2 separate regions of the Mus musculus genome follow, and region 2 is linked to region 1. The links are chromatin loops, found by intact Hi-C in ENCODE. Cell type or tissue: gastrocnemius. All regions are shown on one strand. Links, peaks and the distances in the headings refer to the core of each region. The heading gives the core; the rest is flanking DNA.

Evidence for each region. Peaks named below come from ENCODE experiments on the same cell type or tissue, not always from the same donor. Only the 100,000 strongest peaks of a DNase experiment are listed, where the experiment ranks them.
Region 2: a loop joins it to region 1, with 2.5 times the contacts of the local background. A loop is called at or near these places in 6 of 42 quality-filtered maps.

What each region holds. Positions count from the first base shown.
Region 1 is chr7:40,205,893-40,208,824 of GRCm38, forward strand. No RefSeq gene overlaps it. Among named protein-coding and RNA genes, the nearest start is that of Gm38996, 89 kb to the right of the region's middle. In gastrocnemius, for the core only: no CTCF peak of the experiment used is centred there; no DNase peak of the experiment used is centred there.
Region 2 is chr7:40,257,190-40,260,121 of GRCm38, forward strand. No RefSeq gene overlaps it. Among named protein-coding and RNA genes, the nearest start is that of Gm38996, 37 kb to the right of the region's middle. In gastrocnemius, for the core only: no CTCF peak of the experiment used is centred there; a DNase peak (open chromatin) is centred at 1,295; H3K27ac peaks cover 1,479 bases.

The DNA.
Region 1 (2,932 bases), core at 161-2,660:
TCAGATCATAGACAGAGTTCTATAGCACGCCCATTCATCTTCCTGCTCTTATAATCTTGAGGGAGGAAGATTCTTGAGGCATACTGCGCATATGCACAGCAGGTGTGTTTGTGGAGGGAGGAATAGAAGCATCCTGTCTGGGGCTACGCATGCAATAGTCACTTAGGTCAGCTCTTACTCCAGCTTTTTAACCAGGTATGAGCCTCTACATTATCCACTGCCCACTGCAGAAAGATGCTTTTCTAACCAAGGATGAGAGTAACACAGATGTGTGGGCATAAACATATTAAAAGATATCTGTCATATTTTCAAATCTCAGTTTTTCTGCTGATATTCTTTTCATAAAACAAACCTATGTCTACGCAGATTTCATTAACTTCTCCCCATGTTCTTGTGACTTTATTTTGTTATATTTAATAGTTTTGATTTGACTAGGAAATTACTGTAAATGATAAGGAGTGTGGGGAGTCTAGTTTCATTCTTCTATAAGGAGATAGAGTGTTTCCAACAGCATTTTGGAAGAGGTTGCATTTCCATATATGAGTCTGTTGCTTTTCTTAAAATACCCGATGATTTTGAATGTGTGGACTTATTCCCTGGCTTTTATTATGTTGCTCTACAACATTTTTCCTTCTGGGTTGGGGTCACTTGACACAGTATGTTTTCCAGTTCCCTCCATTTTCCTGAAGTTTTCATTTTTCTTTACTGCTGAATAAGATTCCATTATCACTTGATAGACATACCAACTCATCTGCTTCTTGTTGTGAAGAAACAGAGCAGCAATGAACACGAATGCTCAGGGATCTCTGCTTGAGGACATGGGATGGTTTGGGTATATGGTAAGGAGTGGTATAGAGAGGTCATGTGGTAGCTCTGGTTTTAGATTTCCAAGGTCAACGCACAGTTTATCCTGCCATCAACCAGAGGCACGGGTTCTCTTTTCCTCACACCTTTTTTGAGATTTGTTGTCATTTATTTTAATCTCACCTAACTGGACTAAGAATCTTGAACTAATTTCAATTTTCATTTTATTTGTGGCATCTTTGTTATTTTTCTGTTGCCATAACAAAACATGACCAAGGCAACTTATAAAAGAAGGCATTTAATTTAGGGGCTTACAATTCCAGAGAGAGAGAGAGAGAGAGAGAGAGAGAGAGAGAGAGAGAGAGAGAGAGAGAGAGAGAGCAAATTTAAGGAAAGCACTGAACTAAATGAAAACTGTGCTAGCATTTGCCCTGTGAATTTGCCCTGTGAATTTATTTTAACCATTAGCAAAGTACATTCCCATAGTTCTCAGAGTGGTAGATGTTATGAGAAGAATGAGGTTCAGAGAGGAAAGTGTTAATTAATGCACATTCAAAAATAATTATATGTTCATGGATCAAGTTCAAATAAAGTGCTACATTGTTATTAACTTAATCATTTCAGTAATGAATTAAAGTGTCAATGATGTGTGATACATTTATTAACAATATCACAAATTTAGAGGGTTTTGTTAGAAATTCCTTCCCTAGGGGAAATGTAAACAAAGCCTATTTCCTCCTTCTACAGTCTCAATGACAAACCTAGGTGTAATTCCACCAAAATTCACTGTATGTGTGTGTGTGTGGGGGGGGGGAGTAATCAAATGAGTTTATTAAGCTTTACTTGCAGAGAAATAGGTGAGTAGAAGGAGCAGGATTGTGGAGGACTTTAAAGCAGGCACACTGGAGCCAGAGAAAGTACCCAGGGAGCTGAAGAGATCTGAAGCCCCATAGGAGGAACATCAATATGAACTAACCAGTACCCCCAGAGCTCCTTGGAACTATACCACCAATCAAAGAAAACACATGGTGGAACTTGTGGCTCTAGCTGCATATGTAGCAGAGGATGGCCTAGTCGGTCATCAATGGGAGGAGAGGCCCTTGTTCCTTTGAAGGCTCTATGCCCCAGTATAGGGGAATGCCAGGACCAGGAATGGGAGTGGGTTGTTTAGGGAGCAGGGGAAGGGGGGAGAGGTTAGGGGATTTTCGGAGGGGGAACTAGGAAAGGGAATAACATTTGAAATGTAAATAAAGAAAATATCTAAAATAAAAAACAACAACAAAGCAGGCATATTACAAGATTTGCAGGAGTGTGGGTGATCTTAAACCAGTCATAATGGAAGATCTGTAACCAGCATGGATGATTTCCCCATTACTATACAGAAGGACCTCCTCCCTTTGTTCTTCAGCACATATATAATCTAGGATTTTCCCAAGACCCCAAGAACATATATAGTTAGGGCACAGTTTGTACAGCTGGTTAGAAACATGAGAGTCCAGTGACACTCTCCATCCCCTCCTTTGAGCAACATCAACCAGCTTGGGTATGATTTATTTATTTATTTATTTATTTATTTATTTATTTATTTATTTTTGCAAGCAGCTAGACTCCTGAAGATGGCAGCAGTGTGGTTCCAAGGGCAATCCTATAATTGAAGGGTGTGAAGGATAAAATACTACAATTATTTTTCATAATGTCATCGCTTGGTCAAGAATTGTTAATGCCAAGAAAGTGTGTTAGAAATCTTTGTTGTTGTTGTTAATTTTTCATTGTTAATTGAAACAGAGTCTCACTATGTAGCCCTGACTGTCCTCGAATTTCCTATGTAGACCAGGATGGCCTAGAACTCACAAAGATCCACCTGCTCTCTTCTTCCAAGTGCCAGGGTTAAAGGTGTGTCCTTTAACTATGCCAAGAAACATTATGTTCTGTAGGCATAAAGTTTTTGCAACCTACTTTTAATAAGTGTTCAATCTCTCCTCTAATCGACCACCCAGCAGAGGTAGTGGAAGAGAAAAGTTATTAGGCTATGGGGGAAGTGGACCTGTTCAGCAATAGTTCTCAATCTTCTTTGTCAGCAGTTTAGTCCCATCAGCAAACACCAAATACAGCTCAGCAGCTGCAGACC
Region 2 (2,932 bases), core at 222-2,721, 51 kb after region 1:
TTTATGTGCATATGTATATATGTGTGCATATGTATATGTGTGTACCTGTATATGCATGTGTGTATGTGTATTTTTGCGTCTTTATGTATGTATATGTGTGTGCATGTGTATATATGAGCACATGTGAATGCATTTGCATGTATGTGTGTTTGTGCTCTTTATGTGTCTATGTATGTGTGTGTGTATTTGTGTGCATGTATATGTGTGTATGCATTTGCATGTAATGTGTTTGTGTGTCTTTATATATGTATGTATGCATGAGTGTGTATGTGCACATGTATATGCATGTGTGTATGTATGTGTGTTTGTCTGTGAGCATTTATGTGTAAACATGATGATATTTTATTCAGCCATAAAGAACATTGAACTGTCATTTTCAGTAAAATGGCATTTGTGAGTCTTAGATTCACTTGTGACTACTGGATTTTATATAATAAATAAAACCATACATAAAACAACAAAACATATATGACATAAAATAAAAGTAAAATTACATATAGGAAAGAAGAGAACTAATGGGAGAAGGAGCAGAAAAGAGGAAAGGGTGGGAGAGTATGCTGGCTAGTTTTATGTCAATTTGACACAGATTTGAGTCACTTTGGAAGAGGGAATCTCAATTAAGAAAATGCCCTCATCAGATTGGACTGTAGGCAAGCATACAATGAATTCTCTAGATCAGTGATTAACGTGGGAGGATGCAGATCACTCTAGGCAATGCCACCCCTGGAAAGTTGGTCTTGGGAGCTATAAGAAAGCAGGGTGAGTAAGAAGCACACTGTGAAGTAAACAGCATCCCTTCATGATTTCTGCATCAGCTCCTGTCTTATTTGAGTTTCTGTCCTGATATCCCTTAGTGATGAACTTATAAGCTATCAGGTAAAATAAACCCTTTCCTCCTCAAATTGCATTTGATTATGGTGTTTAATCACAGCAATTGAAACCCTAAGTAAGAAAGGTGGTGGGGGAGGGGCATGGCCCAAGGACACTGTGCCCCTGTATGGAAATGTCCCTACAAAACCATTACTATGTATGATTGTGGGCCAATGAAAAGGCAGTGGAGGTGATAATGACCTTCTGGAACATGACCACTGGCAAACATAACTGGCCTTCCAAAGAGAGAATTCAAAGCCCATGGTGGGATTTATTAAACATTTGTACAAATTGTCTTGCTGAGGAAGCTGTGCCTCCCCTGGGGCTTGTTCAGAATGGCTAGCAAAGCGGTAATGGCCAAGTCATCCGACGCAGCTGTGGCTGAACAGCACACAGCAGGAAAGCCAGCAGGTCAGCAATGACCTTCTGGCTGGGCAAGGGCCAAGGTATTCAGTTCCCAGAACTTTGCATAGGTCACTTGTATCACAAGTTTGGGCGAGTTTCCAAAACCACAGCCTACTTTGGAGGTTGGGATGGAGGCCAGGTTCATGTGCATCGTCTATCAAGACAAAGTTGTAAAACAAGTCTGCTGGCTTCATACTAGGATAGGAAGGGAGAGTGCAAAAACCAGTGGCAGGCCCCAAAGGATCGTGAAGAATTGAGCAATTAGGAGCACATGAATGGACGCATTTGCAATGACTGTAATAATTATTCCTTGAATTTATAAAACTTACATAACTTTGCATTTCATACATATTACCTCGTTAATTCTCATTGTTTAATAATTTAAAATGGGGTTTCTGTGCATGTAAGTTTTCATTGAGGCCTCATAATCACTCTGGGCAATTTCCACAAGCCCACTGAGGCCTTGGCAGAGACATTATAAAGATTTATCCAATCCATCAAGCCAGAAAAGAGCACACAGAAGAAAATTAACTCTTTTCATCCATCCCACCACCCAACATCAGGAGTGACTCCACTCTCAAGTGATTCTGGAAGGCTTTGCTTGTTCTCCTCCTTCCCAGCTCTCCAGCTGTGGTGTTGGGAGTGGGGCTGACACCCCACAGACGTCTTCAAGGCCGATTCTAGTCCTTGACACCCATTTTTGAGCCTAGCTCAAAAGAATTAGCAAACACAAATGTAGTGTTGCATATAATAAATATATTTGATATTTTTATTTTTTGCCACAGAGCTTTTTTCAAAATAGAAAGAATTGGCAATACTGGTTTCATTAAGATCACAGACTAAGCCTCAAATTTGTGTTCCCAAGATAGAATTTAAGTTTGTTTGTTTGTTTGTTTACTCTGGATATTTAGGGATCACTTTTGTATCTTGCCCTGTAAACCAGGCTGGCCTAGATTTCATTATGTAACCCAGTTTGTCCTCAAGCTTTTTCTTTCTTGTCTTGTCTTTTCTTTTCTGTGTTCTTTATTATGTATTGATTATTCAGAATAGTGGGGTTTTTTATTGTGACATTTTCACTTGTTCTCTCTCTCTTTCTCTCTCTCTCTCTCACACACACACACGTATATATATTTACACACACGTGTATATATATATATATATACACACACATACATATATACACACACATATATATACGTGTGTGTATTATATATGTATATGTGTATGTGTATATGTATGTGATATATGTATTTTATTTATATTCATCCCATTACATCATGTCTTTTCCCACTCCTGCTGATCCCCTTTTTCTTCGAACCTAACACCCTTTGACATTCATGTCTTTTTTGAAGTTTTGTGACCCAACAAATTTAATCCCTACTTATAGAAGGATGCACATTGTGCCAAAAGCTACACCACTGGGGGGAAAACTCCTCCAACAATGACTAACTCCCTATAATCTTCACAAGGAAGTGAGACCTTGTGAGTCCCTCCTCCTCAGGATGCTTAATGTCCTCATTTTGTATAAGCTGTGTGCTGGTAGTCACATATTTGTGAATTTAATAGTGCCACAGATGCACTATGCCTGGAAGACACTGTTACCCAACATGTCACCCCATCCTCTAACTCTTACATTTCTTCTGCAGTGTTCATTGGG